2 separate regions of the Homo sapiens genome follow, and region 1 is linked to region 2. A link is a loop called in an ENCODE intact Hi-C map of the cell type or tissue named here. Cell type or tissue: sigmoid colon. All regions are shown on one strand. Each heading gives the region's core, and the rest is flanking DNA. Links, peaks and the distances in the headings are about the cores only. Region 1 has its middle 290 kb from the start of PRKD1. Region 2 has its middle 380 kb from the start of PRKD1.

Region 1 (8,616 bases), core at 375-8,374, 660 kb before region 2:
CTCATAAAGAATACCCCTGGCCAATTCTCATGCCTCAGCCTCCTGAGTAGCTGGGACTACAAGTATGCGCCACCACATCTGGCTAATTTTGGTACTTTTTATTAGAGACAGGGTTTTGCTATGTTGGCCAGGCCAGTCTCAAACTCCTGGCCTCAAACACCTCAAGTGATCTGCCCACAATGGCCTCCCAAGGTGCTGGGATGTTCTCTCCCATTATTGCTTTTAGCTTTGGAGGATAGAGGAATAAATACTCATGGCCAGGTTTGGGCCTGTGATAGATACAGGAGCATTAGGCAACTTAAGCCCTTGCACAGGGGCCAATTATCCATCCATTTTAAGCTCATAAAGAACATCCGTGGCTACTCAGGAGGCTGAGGAATGAGAATTGCTTGAGCCTGGGAGGCGGAGGTTGCAGTGAGGTGAGATCGCACCACTGCACTCCAGCCTGGGTGACAGAGCAAGACTCTGTCTCAAAAAACAAACAAACACACACAAAAAAACAAAAGAAGACCACTTGCTAGAGGGACCAGTGACTTACGAGTCTACCTCTAATACCTTCTCCATTGAGAACCATATCTACTGGCCATGATTCCTCTTGGGTGTCTGTGCTACCAGTTGAGACCCATGGATATGTTACTGCCTTCTCCTCAGAGCTCTGTTGTCACCTCTCATACCATACTCACCAGTTCACCCCAAAGCAATTCTGTCATGAGATTTACACCTGGCTGCTTTGGCACAGTCATTTTGATGCTAGGAACTTTTTGTCATGGAAACATGGTTTTGACATAATATTTTAGCCTCTGACTTTCAGTGTTTTAAAATACACATTATGTTGACAGTTAAGAGTGTAGTAAAGATCAAGGATATTGATTTTGCATGTTAATTAGTAATGACAAGAAAAATAGTGATCTTACATATTGAAAGTGCCATTTTGATGTCAAAGTAGCTACATCAAAATGATTTTGTCAAAATTGATGCATTAATCACAATGTCAAAAAGTTCTTCTTGGATTGTCCTCTTACTTCATCTTCATCACTCATCTAGGGTATAATGGAAGATCCTATTCCAGAAAACTTCCTAATCTGAAAACGACATGGGCATCCAGCCTCAGCAGCAAACCACATAAATTGGACATCATGTGGCTCTCCTGGTAAGGCACAACAACATGCACGTAGGCCAGAAAGCAGAAACCATCTATCTACTGGGGTCATGGAGGCCATCAAACAATGGCTTGTTCACATTCTTTTTATGAGCATCCAGATTTCCCTGAAAGTGCGACCACTGAGGAGGATCTCAGAGTAGAAGAGAGATCAAAGACAGATGTTATCCATCTTAGATTGCCATCAGGTGTGTGTGCATTTTGAGAAATTAATAAGACCTAGTTTTTGGAAGGAGTGAATGAGCATTCCAGAGGGAAAGACTGTTGTGTGCAAAATATTCCTGTGCAGAGAATGCTAGAAAAGTGAATTTGACTGGAACTTGGGACACGTTCAGGGAGCGAGTGAAAGAAAATGAAATGTAGTTGGAGAAGGGCCTTGAATGTGTGTGGCTACAGAAATGGATGTGATATTGAGAGGCAATAAGAAGCTATTATGACTTTTAACAGGTAAGCTACGTGACAGCAAACTGGTTGAAAGACTACCCAAACTTCTTTGTAAGAGGAACTGGTACAGGAGTGGAACTGGAAGCTAGGAGAGCTGCCCTAGAAGTTTCTCTGCAACCCAGGCATAAGGCAATGAGGATTTAACCTCATCGTAAACTGGTTGCTGAAGTGGAAATAAAGATGCATATTTGAATGAAATAAAGAAGAAGGAATTTGCAAGTCTTGGGGAAAGATTAAATATCAGGAGTTAAAGAAGGATAACTCCAAAACGAATCTAAGATACTCAGCTTAGCTGAAGATTGGCCATGGTGTTGCCATTGATAGTAATGGACAAACTTGGGAAGTATGCCATTTTGAGGGTGAGAATCATGAATCCAAAGTTTACTATTATAGTGTTGATGGGACAACCAAGAAGAACTATTCTGCTATGCGGATAAATGATGGTATGGGCTTGGAAAGAGTTTGAAAAATCACAGTAGAAATGGAAGATTTAAGACCTTTGTGGAAGTGGAATTATGTGATCAAATTATCATGATCACCATCACTGTCATCATGAAGCATTGTGTGAAGATACAGTGGGAGTGAGTAAATGTGTTTGTAAAGTCACAGACATAGATATGGACAAAATCCAAGTTTAGATATAGTCCTCAATAAGGGAAGAGAAGAAATCAGTAAAACCATTGGAAACAATGAGGTATTTGATAAATAGAATTGGCGAATAGAATAGAGAGTGCTTCAAGAAAGGGTTGTAATCAGGGTGTCATGACGAAGCAATGAATTCAAGAAGGGGGAATGGAATCTGATCATCTAGAGAGGCTAACTTCCTTTTGAGAAAGTCATGAGTTTACAGGCATGGTTAAGTAGGGAGTGGCTGCAGAAGTAGAGACTATAATAAAATAAAGTTTAGAAAGGACAGAATCGAAATCAGAGGAACTCAGAGGTCATCTATGATAACCTCCTCTCCATTTCAGGAGTCACGTTCAGGAGCTGCAGCCCTAACAGATACTCACTCTGTCTTGTTGGAAGGACACCGTCTAATTTGTTAGGCGGTTGATTCTATATTGGGAGATTAGCATATTGGGTTAGTGAATTCTCCATTTCATTGAGATAAAAATACAAAAAGATACAACCACGGAAGGAAGAAATTTGCTGGTAGCAGGAAAGTGTGGAGGGTTCAAGTAAAGTTCTTATATTTATTTTAACTAGAAGAGAGGTTTGTGTATAGTTAAAGGAAAAGAAAAAGAAGCATGAAAGAGGAAAGGGTTAAAGAGTAGCAAGGAGGCGGATGGTGAAGCTTCTTTGAGGCCAGAGGCAGGAAGTGATCAGAGACGCAGATGGAAAGGTTATTTTCATTTGATTTATCCACCCACTAACCGGTGTCTGATATAGTGCTTTTAGCATAGCGTGTGTGCAACACAGAGATGTGCTGATTGATTAATTGAGGAGAAGAAAGGTACTTTTGAGATCCAAGAAAAGATAAAGGGGGGGATTCAGAAAAGGATCTGGGATCTAACGAGTGACACAAATCCCGTGAGCTGAGGAGCAAGACAAATTCAGAAGCTTCACTTTTGGCCACTATAAGGAAAATGGCTGCTGTTTTAGTCAATTTTAAAGATAATGATTTTTTTAAGCCATCTGACTCCTTTGTGCCTTCTATCAGAATTGAAGTAATAGGCAAGTCATTCAGATAAAACTGTCCCTCCTGGAGGAAGAGACATGCCAAGAGAACCTTGGCCAGATGGGAGCTGTAGAAAGGGGCTCAGAGGGGCATTTTGCTTGCCCAGTCAGTTTGGATTTAAACCAGGTGCCTCCAGGGTAGGCCAGAGCTTTGCCAGTCAAGAGCAGGGGTGTAAGCTGCCATTGTGTGAAAACAAGTTAAGTTGCTTGGTTCCAGGGAATGTGGTCCAAGTGTCATAAATGCATCTGTTTAATAATGCATATCAGTAGCTCTTCCAGAATTTGGGTGCCTTGAGCTGCCTTTGTTTCCTCATTTCCAGAAAAATGAACAAGTCCGTGTCTTGACAAAAGCACTAGATGGCAGCATAGGACATCTATTCAACTGTCTCTCTCCACAGGCTGCTGGAATTTTGACAGATACAAAACGGTACCTGTGGTTTTGTGTATAAAACTGGTATAACTGTTTGTACATTTAAAAAATGTAACAATAAATTAAACATAAGGGAAAAGGGTTGCTAATAAATACAGTGTTAGACTGCATTTTTGTATACCAGGTGACAAGCCTGGGCATTCAAACCTGATTTGTGTAGGGGATGGGCAGGATGGGAAGCGAGTTGAAAGAGTTGCAAAATGTACACGCTGGGTGGTTATAGCTTCCTTGAGGGTTGTTGTTGATTTACCCATATGTCTGTGTGCATTCCATAGAGGTGAAAATTTAGGGAAGTGAGGGGTACGATATGTCTGAAAGTCTGGATACAAGGGACTTTGGAAGAAAGCAGCATTCTGTGATTCTCTGACTCACTGTTTTGATGGGTGGAAGGTGAAAGTGTGAGCTCATTATATGTGCTTTTCTTAAAGAGGCAAATAATGCCTCCCCATTTTCTTACTCATCATTTAGAAAGTGGGCCTATGAAGCCTGCACACATTGTAGCCTATAGGACTAGGCTCAGTATATACTATCATCTTTTCTCTTTAGTCTGGATTGATTCACTTCCTTGGTTAGAGCAACTGCTACCTGAGACACTAAGGGCATAGGTTTGATTCCAGTCAGAGTCAGTTGGTATGCTACAGAAAAGAAGAAAACAAACAAAAAAAAAAATCCCAGGATCGCACACGGAAAATCCACTTAACCAGCTCTACAAAGATTCTTCACCACTTCTAGAAAAGTAATTCAAAGCACACATCCTGTCAATATATATGGTCAGAAGCATTATCTTTTTATTCATTCTTTCATTGAACAAACATTTGTCATCTACTATGTGCCAAGCATTGTGCTGGGTAATGAAAGAGATCTAAAAAAACACAAAACCAAACCAAAACAAAAATAACCCAAACACTATGTAACATAATACACATCTCCTTTATTACAAAGATGATGTTAATAATAATAACTATTGGTATAATGGTTTATAGTTCCTGACACACTTTCATCCACAATATCTTATTTGGTTCTTACAATGATCCTGCCATTTGGATTTTTTTGCAGGTGAGGAACTGAGATTTAGAAATTATTAATAATTTGCCTAGATCATAGTCAATTAGTGGTATTTCCAGCACTCAAAACTAGTATTTTGATTCTAATTCCTAAACTTTTTTTACTATACCATACAATTATAAAGAAAATGCTTCATATTTTATACCATTTCAAGCTCTTTTCTGAAAACATTTTGGTCTCAGGAATCTGGGAAATTTAGATCAAAGGTTTGAATTCAAGTGCTATGTGATTATTTATCTGGTAAATACAGTTTAGAAATAAAGAAGTTTTCCACTAACTGTAGAATAAAAACCTGTAATGTGCCAAGGAAGAAAATTTCACTTTGATTTATTCTTATTTTGTTTCTTGTTTGTAAATAGGGCAAATATCATATATAAGAATGCTACTGAAACAGCATTTGTCCTACTATATATATAGAGAGAGTGTATATGGACAGAGAGTGACAGAATACAAATTTCTTATGGCGAAGGAAGGGCTGTTTTCCAGATATTTCTTTACTTCATATGCCTAAATGTCTCTCATTTCACTCATTGTTTTTCCTGGGTTTCTGTGTTTTGCTCCAAATCATATACCCACCACAGTGCAAACTGCCTGGCACGTAGAGGCTTTTCATTTAGTTGTTGAATGAATGGAGTAAAGAAAAGCAGAGTCCATCTATTAACCTCATTTGGTCCAGCCCCAGCCAACCTTCTGCCTCATTCCAGGGGATCTCTCAATTTTAAGAGCAGAACTTACCTCAAATCCTATCTATAAAACAAGACTGTCCCTAACCTTCGCTTATAGTGTATAGTCTATTGCTGTACAATTTAGCACCTGTTTTTAGGTTTTCTTGTATTCTCTGGTTGTTTCACGTGGGCAAGTAACGTTTCCCAACCAGAGCATCAGGTCTAGGAGGGCAGTGCTTGTCATCACATAATATCCGTTTACTTGCATCTCACAACATGTCTATTTAAATCTGTAAATTCTGTGTAGTCACGCCTTTCTCTGGTGGCACATTCCAGTCTAATTCCATCTGCAGGCACTTGAGCATGAGCAGGGAGGTGGAGATGCTATCTTTTGGGAGGTGCTGCACCAGGTGAAATCATCCTATTTCAATGCGGGCATTCAAAGCCAACAAAGACGCCGTGTTGCTTTATTCCCAGGGGCTGCTGATTGCCCATTTTAGTGATCTGAGTCCATCATCTCGTTCTTAGCTGGTCACAAAGGGCTAGTTGTAAACAACCACTGTCCAAATTGATCATATTACCCAGGAGATGAGCAACCACCAGGTATAATCTCAGTTGGTGTCTGGAAGGCTTATAGCATAGGCTGTGATGTAAATCAGAAGCAAAGACCATAAAAAAGTAGGTTGATTTCCTCTTACTTAGCATTCAGTGGAATGAATCATTTAAATGCTTAGTGATTTTTTTAAACTAGCGTTCAACATAGAGATTAATGAGGTTTTTTTCCCTTCTCTGCTTTCTGTGTACATAAGCCCACAGTTGGCTTATCCATAGGCAATATGTTACCATCTATATGATAGGATTTGAAGTATACTACAAAGTCCTTAGACTTTTCCCTTACTGGCCTACTATAGTACAATCATTAGAATCATTTATTTTGGATAAGGCATTGTCTCTAGAAAAAGTCTATAAAAATGGCTATTACCTGCCAGAGACATTATTAACAAGGAATAATTCATTAGGTTGCTTAATTTTCACTCAACATTGGCACCACTGCTATCCCCCAAGCTCCCCAGAATAAGTAAGAGGGCAGAAATGGAAAAATCACTCTGAGGTAGAAATTTCTAAAACTGTCTTTATTCAGTTTATAATTAAAGTTAGAGTCAATGGAAATTTGGAACCAACCAAAAGGAAAATTTAAATCTTGTTGTGAGAATATTTTAAATACTAATGTTCCCCCTGCTATGTTGGTGTTACAATTCTCAATAGGAAATGATTCAGAATTCCTTCTAAGCCTTTATGTGGGGCCACAAGAATGTGGAAATACTTCTGCTTTCCTCAAGGACAAGAGACTAAGAGATCAAAGTCCAAAGTCAATCATAAGAGACCAGAGATCCAGGCCAAGTGTTGGAGCTTTCTGCTCAGGGATGCAAGAGCTGCATGGCTTATTCTAGGCATGGGGTGTCCAAGTTCTGTCTTTCCTGCCCTCTATGTTTCCTTTGTAAATCTTAGGGACCTTTTTGAATCTCAAATTCGAACAGATGACAAAAGCCTCTCTTCAAATGAGCCCGTAGGGGTGTGAGTGTGAGTGTGTGTGCACATGCCCTCAGGAAAGGGGCAAAGGAAGTCTCTCACAGACTGAGATTAAACCTGACAGTGCAAATTAATTTTACTGCACAAAGATTGTGCCTGAAGCCCACACTTACATTTAGTGCCTGCTTTCATAAATGAAGAAAATAGTTTGAGAAAGAGGTGAAACGATCAAAAGCACATTGTTATTATTATTATTTTTTAATCTTATGGAGTGATGGAGAAGAGAGAAAGGGCAGGATCCCAGTTCCACATTCTCAAGCATTATCCCACTAGATTGGTCTGAGGTTTGAGGTACAGCTTCGCTTGGTCTCAGGTCTGATTAGCCCATTATGAAACTACTGGTTCGTGGTTCTTCTATCAATGTCCCAAACCCCTCTATAGCTGCTCTTGCCTTTAAGGTTTGGCCTTTCTCACTTTGATGACTCACCTCTTGCTCTGTCAGAGGTTCAGGGAAATACATGCTTTCATGGGACTATTCCAGGGAGAGCACACAGCAACACAGAGTGGGAATGAAGTGCGGCCCTGCAGCCTGGTTCCTGGTTCCAGTGTCCCATCTTCTTATGGTCTTTAGTCTTTGTGATGTATACCTGTATGTTATCATTTCGTATTTGTGATACCAGCTCTGGAAAACCTGATCATTTCTTTGCAGGCACCACATCTATAGAATTAATAGATCTGTGGGCCTAATTAAGAAGAGAATCTCTAAGGCACCAGATCTCTTAGCAACTCAGGCTAAACTACTTCAGTTGCCAAATAATCAGTTTTGCATTTAGCAATGTGCTTGAAGTTGAACTGTTTTAGGGAGAAGAATGAGAATCAAAGGATTCTGTGTGTTTTTGTGTATATGGTATCATAGCGGTGGTGGTGGTGGTGGTGGGGTGTGTGTGTGTGTGTGTGTCTCCGTGTGTCTGTGTATGTATGTGTGGATAGTGAATCTTGTATTTCCACAGCTTAGTCAAATTAATAGGAATAATACTATCATACGGTTTTAGGCAAGTTGTTCACTTACGTTATTGGCATTTTCAAGTATCTGTAGCTGGGCCAAATGAAAACTGGACTAAACTGTACATTCAGTTACTTTACTCTCTATTTAGTTCTACCAGACAGCTCAAATGTCAACAGATCAGTATGTGGTACTGACAAGACAGCATAAGGTTCTAGAAAGGGCTCAGGCTTTGGGGACTAGTGTTCTGGCCTTGGCATACTGTCCAACCTGTGCAACACCTCAGATGATTGTTAGGAGGAAGAACCTAGGTGTACCAAGGAAAGCGCCCAGCATGTGGCCTATCATCTAGCAGGTTTCAACAAATGGACCGTCTCTTTCTACCTGGCATATTGAGCAAATTGTCCTTACTTTAGAAGCCACAATATGACTCCCTTTTTGTCATTCTCCCCCCAAAACCTTATTTTCCAAATAAATTTAAGACATAGTAACAAGATACCTATTGCTATGGTTTGAATGTCCCCTCCACAACTCATGTTGAAATGTAATTGCCATTGTGACAATATTAAAAAGGGAACTGTTAAGATGTAATTAGCCTGTGAGAGCTCTGTCCTCATGGATGGATTAAAGCTGTTATCATGGG
Region 2 (8,616 bases), core at 357-8,356:
TGGGAGGCTGAGATGGGCGAATCACCTGAGGTTGGGAGTTCGAGACCAGCCTGACCAACATGGAGAAACCCTGTCTCTACTAAAAATACAAAATTAGCCAGGTGTGGTGATGCATGCCTGTAATCTCAGCTACTTGGGAGGCTGAGGCAGGAGAATCTCTTGAACCTGGAGGTGGAGGTTGCGGTGAGCCGAGATCACGCCATTGCACTCCAGCCTGGCCAACAAGAGTGAAACTCTGTCTCAAAAAAAAAAAAAAAAAAAAAAAAAAAAAAAGCATATTCTCTCACAGTTGCTTCAGGCCAGAAGTCCAAAATAAAAATGTGAGCAGGGCTGTGCTTTCTCTGACAGCTCCAGCATAGAATTATTCCTTTCTTCCTTCCTCCGTCTTCTGGTGGCTCCGAGAGCTCCTTGGCTTACGGCAGAATAACTAGAATCTCTGTTTCAGTCTTTACATGGCCTTCTTATCTGTCTCTCTTCTGTTTGTCTCTCATAAGGACATGTGCCGTTAAACACAGGGCCCACCCTGCCAGAATGGCCTTATCTTGTGACCTTTAACTAAATTACATCTGCAAAGATCATTTTGCTAAATAAGGTCACATTCACAGATTCAAGTGGTTAGGCTGTGGATACATCTTTTTTGAGAAACACAAATCAAACCACTACAGCTCAGAAAATGGATAATAAACTGAGTTGGAAAAATGAACTTTTCTAGTGAAGTTTTACTAAATTGGTGGAATTAGGGTAAGTAGAAAATAATTTTTAAAAATCTGGTTATATTTCAGTATATATAATAATTTTAACAAAGCTAACAATCTACTAAGTGAATTATAATAGTGAAATGAGAACGGTGTCCTACAAATTTGAAAGCAATCTCTTTTTTTTCTTTTTTTTTTTTCCTTAGGGATACTTTTTAGCAAATATTTTTTCTTTTTTGAGACAAGATCTCAATCTGTCACCCAGGCTGGAATGCCGTGGCGTGATCCTGGCTTACTGCAGCCTTGACCTCCTGGGTTTAAGAGATCTTCCTGCTTCAGTCTCCCAAGTAGCTGAAACTACAGGTTCATGCCATTACACCCGACTAATTTTTGTATATTTTGTACAGTTGGGGTTTTGCCAAGTTGGCCAGGCTGATCTCGAACTCCTGAGCTCAGGCAGTCTGCCTGCCTTGGCCTCCCAAAGTGTTATGATTACAGGTATGGGCCACTGTGTCTGGCCGCAAAAACTTTCATCACAGGTAAAATCAATTAGAGTTGAAACCTTTTGAATAAAATAATCACAAATAAGTTTAGTTTTAATTATAAAATATAATGCATATATTTTAAAATTAAATGAGAAAGTCCATAGTTAAGTAATTAAAACTCACCTGAATTCATTTGGAGAATTGCTCATTTCAACACAAATTTCTATAGGTTAATATTATTTCCTATACTGGCAGAAGTTCCCATTTTGATGAGATTAAGAGGGGATAAGAGAACATTAAGTTCTTAAATCTTGACTTACAATATCACAGATATATCAGAATATCAGTAATTTCACAGTGTTGGCTAATTAAACTAAAATTGATTGCCTTTTATATTATAACATAATTCACACAAGCAACTTGAAGTCTTTCAATGCCTACATATGTAAGTTAAGTTTTGGTCTAAAGAATTCTCAGCCACTCTCAGAGTAAATCAGTAGACGATCATAATGTGCTTTTAATTATATCCATTAATATTCATTTGGAAAAAGTATATCATAGTTTCTATTTCAAGAACAAAAGCTGGAACATTAAATCTTGCTTTTGTTTAGAACATTCAGTTGAAGATTAATCTTTTCAAGACCTTTTCTCTGAGGAGATCATTGTGCTTTAATAATTCTGTTACTGAAATGTAACAGATTTGCTCTATTGAATTATGGACCAGTTCTCTAGGGAGTGTCCTATTTAGACCAAAGGTGAGTGATTTTAACTTGGTTTAATAATTTGCTTCATCATTTTCCTGAGACTACATGAGCATGGGGAATTAACCAAAGGATATGATCGAAACAATAACCAACATGGAGTGTCCATGGTTTAATAGCCACAGGCAAAATCACGGGACCCCCAGTCCTGACATCCACCCATCAATAATGTGTGCATGCTTTTATTTAACTCTTACTATGTGCCAGCCACTGTCAGCACCCTACATGCATTAAGTGTTGCAATATTCATAACAGCTCTATCATTTTCATGTCCATTTTATAGATGGGAAAACTGAGTAGAGAGAATAAATAACGTACAGTGAGAAAGTGACAATGCCAACGAGCTGGTTTGGATTCAGGCTCCTTTCAATCCGTTTATGAAATCTCAGAAGGTTTCTCACGTTACCTCCTCAAAAGTCAGACTTGCTTTTTAGGAGCCTCCTGGGGTCTGTCTCTGTGGAGGCCCCCTAAAGGAGACCTCCTGGAGTCTCTGGGACTCTGTGTAGTCTCCCTCATGGAGACTAGGAGGCTGCATTTTGTCAGTGTTCCCGGCGTGGCTACTTCTCCTGTTGTCTTGAGACAGAGGCAGTCAAGGTGGGACTTCTGCTTTACCCCAGCGTCCTTGGCCACTAGCAGAATACCTTCTCCTCATTCCAGTTACATTCACTTACTGAGACATAGTGTATCTTGTGCTCTAGTTTCTACCCAGCTTTTGTTGTATAACGTTTTCCTTTGGCCCCACAAGTGCTCTTAGACCCATCACTCCGGGAATAAAGGACAGTCAGTCACAATGGAGATAACAGGGGGGCAGTAAATAGTGTAGTGAAGTGTGGGGGAGTGAGAGGAAGGGTGGGATGGTGGAGTGAGACGTAGAGAAGTCAGGGTGAAAGTGGAGCAAGATTAATTATATAATGTGCTCCTCAGTGTGCTAGCTGCTTCACACAGGTAACTAATTTAACCCTAACATTCTGTGAAATAGCTATGCTACATCAGTGGGTATAAATGAAATCACCAAGATCACCTAATAAAGCTAGAAAAAGGCATAGCAAAGTTCCTGACAATTTTATGGGTCTGGCTGAATTCTGTAAGTTCAGAATTTGAATATATAAAAACAACAACATATTGCTCTGATAAAGTGATCCATAGACTATCTGTTTAGGAAGAATGGTGTGAGAAACATTAAATAAAAATGAAGATAATTATAATACCATGTGCCAAGTGCAATTATGCTATTGGGTTAGGTCTAGGTGTGAAGGTTGACTGAGCTTTCTTTGTTGGGGGGATAAAGCAGATCACATTTAACAGTTTTATTCTAACATTGCTTTTTACTTAATATTACATCACAAACATTTTCCATGAAAGTATTTATTTGAAAATGCCATTTACATAGCTGCGAAAACTTCTCTCTCTCTCTCTCTTTTTTTGAGACAGTGTCACCTGGCTCTGTTGCTCAGGCTGGAGTGCTGTGGTGGAATCTCGGCTCACTACACTCTCCGCCTCCTGGGTCCAAGTGATTCTCCTGCCTCGGCCTCCCAAGTAGCTGGGATTACAGGCATGCGCCGCCACACCTGGGTAATTTTTTGTATTTTTAGTAGAGACAGGGTTTCACCATGTTGGTGAGGCTAGTCTCAAGCTCCCAATCTCAAGTGATCGGCCCGCCTTGGCCTCCCAAAGTGCTAGGATTACAGGCATGAGCCACCATGCCTGGCCACTGCAAAACATTCTTAGAGTTTTAAGTTTTCTGTTTTTTTCTATTATAAATAATATTTACAAAATGTTAGATCAACTTTTTCACGACTTCATTTTTAGAAATGGAGTTGACAAATACAGGAATATGAATTTTCTAAGGTATTTAATACATTATGCCAAAAGCTTCCAGAAAGTATGTCAATTTACAACCCCAGGAGTAGTAGCCGGATAACAAAAAGTAGCATAGGCCAAGCCAAAGAAGGGTGGGAGAATATGGTTAAGTTTGGGGAAAGGGAATGGAGAAGTAGAGACCAAAGAAGTGGGTAGGATCCAGATGATGAAGGGTGCAGAGAAACAAGAGAATAGATACTAAGCAGTCCCAGGTTTCAGCCTTGGGTTAACAGGAGGGAAATCGGATGAAAGGAGGAGGTCTTTTGGGAGAAAAACAATGAGCTCAGTTTTGAATATATTAATTATAAATTATGTATGGCACATCCAAATGGATATTTTAGATTTTCTTATCTAGGACTCAAGAGGTCAGGCCTTCAGATGTAGATTATTAAATATTAGATTGAAAACTGGCCAGGCACAGTGGCTCACACCTGTAATCCCAGCACTTTGGGAGGCCAAAGCGGGTGGATCATTTGAGGTCAGGAGTTCTAGACCAGCCTGACCAACATGGTGAAACCCTGTCTCTACTAAAAATACAAAAAAAAAAATTAGCTGGGCATGGTGGTGCACGCCTGTAGTCCCAGCTACTTGGGAGGCTGAGGCAGGAGAATGGCATGAACCCGGGAGGCAGAGGTTGCAGTGAGCTGAAATCATGCCACTTCACTCCAGCCTGGGTGACAGAGCAAGACTCCATCTCAAAAAAGAAAAAAAGAAAACTAATTGATCTCTCAAACTACATTATAGGGAAAATAAAAGATCACAGAGTGTTGGAAACAACAATATTAAGAAGAAGTCTTATAATCTAGCTGCTCCAAACTAAAAATTTTTGAAATATAAATAGCTGTAATTTTGTGATAACTAGTACTAATCATATAATCACATAATGGTTCTGAATTTGTAGAGCAATAACTCCCATTTTCCGATTGACTCGTGTATACATATCAAATGAATTTAAAACGCTGTGAAAGACACCCAATAATTTTGATTTTAAAATATATATTTGGGATTTAAGAAATTCAATTTTGCTCTAAAACAGAAAAATTTATAATAAATTAGAATAGTAACATGATACATCATTTCAAGTACTAGGAATTTGGGGTAATTACCAATTTTTGAGAAATTAGTATAATTTTGCTATTCTCTAGCCAGCAGACAATCATAAAAAAGCTCCCCCCTCCCTCCCCAGCCCCACCCGCTTGCTACAAGACACTTTCTCTTCTGGAAGAGCCCATCTGAATGATGTAGATTTGTATACTTTGCCACCTTGTGGTCATTTTAGTTATTTGCATGACTCCATCTGTGTTGTGGCCTAAAGATGTTCCTGTTAAAATGGCTCCATGTTCTTATATACAGTATTTAATTAACAACAATACCAGCAAAACTATATTAGAATAAACTTGAACAACAGTGACAAAAAGTTGATGATGGCCAAGATGAATGCCTATCTGATGGCTTTATTATGGGCTGATGTATCTGCTTGACACCCTTTTCTGAACCGTTCTTAAGTATTTTTTCCACATATTGCTATAGTCATTATTTTGACACTGAATAAATGTCAGTAACAATAAGAAAAAGGCATAATCTCCTTTTGAAATTCACTAAGGTTTTTTTTTTTCACTACAGGTTTTAAATAGAAAAGCTCATGGCTTCATATATATGTAGCATATTGTTAATAAATTAAGAGAATATTCTGCAAAACTCAAACTAAAGCATCAATGAACACTTAGGTTAATCTGTAGTTTCCATGTTTTCTGATTCAATCCATATGAAACAAATGTGTAGGGGAAATGCATTTTTGAAATATTTCTAGTGGTACAGTGGCCATTGCCAGATAACTAATGTGGACAGATGCATTTTTAAAAGGTTTGGGCTACTTGCAAGATAATAATTACTGCATGTTTTATATATTTTTGTTCCATTTTCTGATTGTTTTTCACAAGATATTTAATATTTTCTTTCTCTTTCTTTCTGTCTCCTTCCTTCCTACCTTCCACTGTTTCTTTCCCTTTCTCTTTCTTTTTTGAGAGCTTCTCGCTCTGTCGCCTAGGCTGAAGTGCAGTGGTGCCATCATAGCCCACGGCAGCCTTGACCTCCTGGGCTCAACTAATCCTCCTGCATTACCCTTCTGAGTAGTTGGGATGATAGGCATGCATCACAATGCTTGGATATTTTATTTATTTATTTTTTTATGTTTTGCAGAGATTGAGGTCTTGTTTTGTTACCCAGTCTCATCTCTAACTTCTGACTTCAAGTGATCCTCCCACCTCTGCCTCCCAAAATGGCTGGGATTACAGGTATGAGTCATCATGCTGGCCCGATATTTTCTATATTTGAAAATCTACAAAATATTCAAGCATTTGTCTTAAAAGCTACTCAAAGAGCATCATCTTGGTTTTATTGGTCTTTCTAAAGTATAAATAGAGAGGTTTTCACAATTCGAAGTCAATAGTTCCTTGTATCTTAAGGAAATAAAGTGGGTTTTGAATAAGAGTTTCATAGTCAGGTCATTCTTTTTTTTTTTTTTTTTGAGGCAGAGTTTCGCTCTTGTTGCCTAGGCTGGAGTGCAATGGTGCAAGCTGGGCTCACTGCAACCTCTGCCTCCTGGGTTCAAGAGATTCTCCTGCCTCAGCCTCCTGAGTAGCTGGGATTATAGGCACCCACCACCACACCCAGCTAATTTTTTGTATTTTTGGTAGAAATGGGGTTTCACCTTGTTGGCCAGGCTGGTCTCGAACTCCTGACCTCAGGTGATCCATCCCAAAGTGCTAGGATTACAGACATGAGCCACTGCTCCCAGCCAGTCAGATCATTCTTAAGCTGAATTTTTTTTCTCACAATACAGGCAATATTAAAATTTAGTAAGATGAACTGCTGTACTTAATTTTTTTTTTTACTTTTTATTCATTATAAAAACTGCTTACACTTTGGACTCATTTAAGCTTTGGTAACAGGATTGAAATAAAATATATTTACTCGTGTTATTCAGTTGAAAGGACTTGCCTTAAAGTTACACCAGTAGGCAGGGCACAGTGGCACATGCCTGTAATCCCAGCACTTTGGGAGGCTGAGGCAGGCAGATCACCAGAGGTCAGGAGTTCAAGACCAGCCTGGCCAACATGGTGAAACCCCATCTCTACTAAAAATACACAAATTAGCTGGGTGTGGTGGCAGGCGCCTGTAGTCCCACTACTTGGGAGGCTGAGGCAGGAGAACCGCTTGAACCCGGGAGGTGGAGGTTTCAGTGAGCCGAGATCACGCCACCGCACTCTAGTCTGGGCAACGAAGAGTGAAACTCTGTCTCAAAAAAAAAAAAAAACCAAAAAAAAGTTACACCAGTAGTATGGAGCCATGCACAACTCTTGAAAACACACAGCCTTGCCTACAAAAGTTAAATATGGGGAGAGAGATTGTCGTTTGCTTGCTATTACTAGAAAACCAATCCAAATTACAGGTGCTAACAACATTAGGTCCATAGCACCTATTATAAATGATAGGCTCTCAAGAATTACTTTGGTTCAGGTGTCCAGTAAAGACCGAATTGCCATCAGAATCATCAAGTAGCCAAGATATATGGGCTTTTGCCCCTTATTTGTTTCCAATTACCCCCAGGCTTTAATTGGAATGGGGAGAGAGAGTTCTTCTTAGAGGACAGATTGTCTTCTGCTACATATTGGAAACAAATTTTAGTATCTTGTTTAACTCTGTATTGGGGAGGAAGGATTTTTCCTTATAGAATAAGGAGGCTTTACTTATGCAGTGAAGATGGCCATAATGGGAATACATTGAAAAACATAAGGATAAAAAGGGATAAAAGGAATCAGTTTTATTCACATACCGGGCATATTTTATGCAAAAATAGTAGCTTCATTCACACGTAAGTCACATTACATATGATATAAGAAATACTTTTAATTCAAAAAATATCGTGGTTCATATGACAGCTGGATTTAAATCCCAGCTGGACTGCTTTCTATCCAGACAAGTTATTAAATCTCTTCAAGTCTCAGCTTTGTCATATGTAATATAAAAATAATGATAAATTACCTCGAGTGAACTCATAAATACACAGATGTATTAGTCAGGATAGGATAGACTGTGCCATGGTAACAAATAAAACCCAAAGTCTCAGTGGCTTAACACAAAAAAGCATTATCCCATTATCCTTTCAAAATTCCAAAATCCTTTCAGGCTTTACACACACATGTTTATATAAATTTAAATGATTACACAGGTTTTCAATAAATGCTGTTTTCTTCTCCTTTGAGATTCTACTCATTTCTCTTCCACTCAAGTAAACATGCAATTTGGGAACAAGAATGACACTGTAGAAATAAACTTTTCTGTTCTAATTTCTTTGAAATGTAAACCATTTACCCATGTAAGTAATCATTGGCAACAGATCACTAGTGATACAACTTTGACCTATGTCCGTGAGCCGGTGTGTTTAGATTCAGAGAATGAGAACCCCTTACTCTGCAGAACTTGCCAGAAGAGTTAGGCAGTGCTGGAAAAAGCCATTTAATTTGCACTATATTTCCCCAGCTAGCCATGTTGCTACCTTAATGTTACATGACAAAGTGGTGTATGTGAATTTTCATTGTTTCCTAATGATATTTGTATATGCAGTAAGTCAAATTACAGCATTCAATAAATCCTACGTTCTTGTTCAAAACAAATTATAGTGCACACAAGTTTGTTTTTCTTTCTCTGGTCTCACTTCAAATCAGGTAGCTATTATAAATAATACAAAACAAACACTTTATTTTTGAAATTTACAGAAAATAACATCGCCGCTTACAATGTTACAGAAATATG

What was found. Hi-C counts contacts between places; a loop is a spot of excess contacts. Peaks named below come from ENCODE experiments on the same cell type or tissue, not always from the same donor. Only the 100,000 strongest peaks of a DNase experiment are listed, where the experiment ranks them.
Region 1: a loop joins it to region 2, with 5 times the contacts of the local background. A loop is called at or near these places in 73 of 110 quality-filtered maps.

What each region holds. Positions count from the first base shown.
Region 1 is chr14:30,209,680-30,218,295 of GRCh38, reverse strand. No RefSeq gene overlaps it. Among named protein-coding and RNA genes, the nearest start is that of PRKD1, 290 kb to the right of the region's middle. In sigmoid colon, for the core only: a CTCF peak has its summit at 3,619 (motif pointing right); no DNase peak of the experiment used is centred there.
Region 2 is chr14:29,545,505-29,554,120 of GRCh38, reverse strand. No RefSeq gene overlaps it. Among named protein-coding and RNA genes, the nearest start is that of PRKD1, 380 kb to the left of the region's middle. In sigmoid colon, for the core only: CTCF peaks have their summits at 4,887 and 5,089 (motif pointing left); no DNase peak of the experiment used is centred there.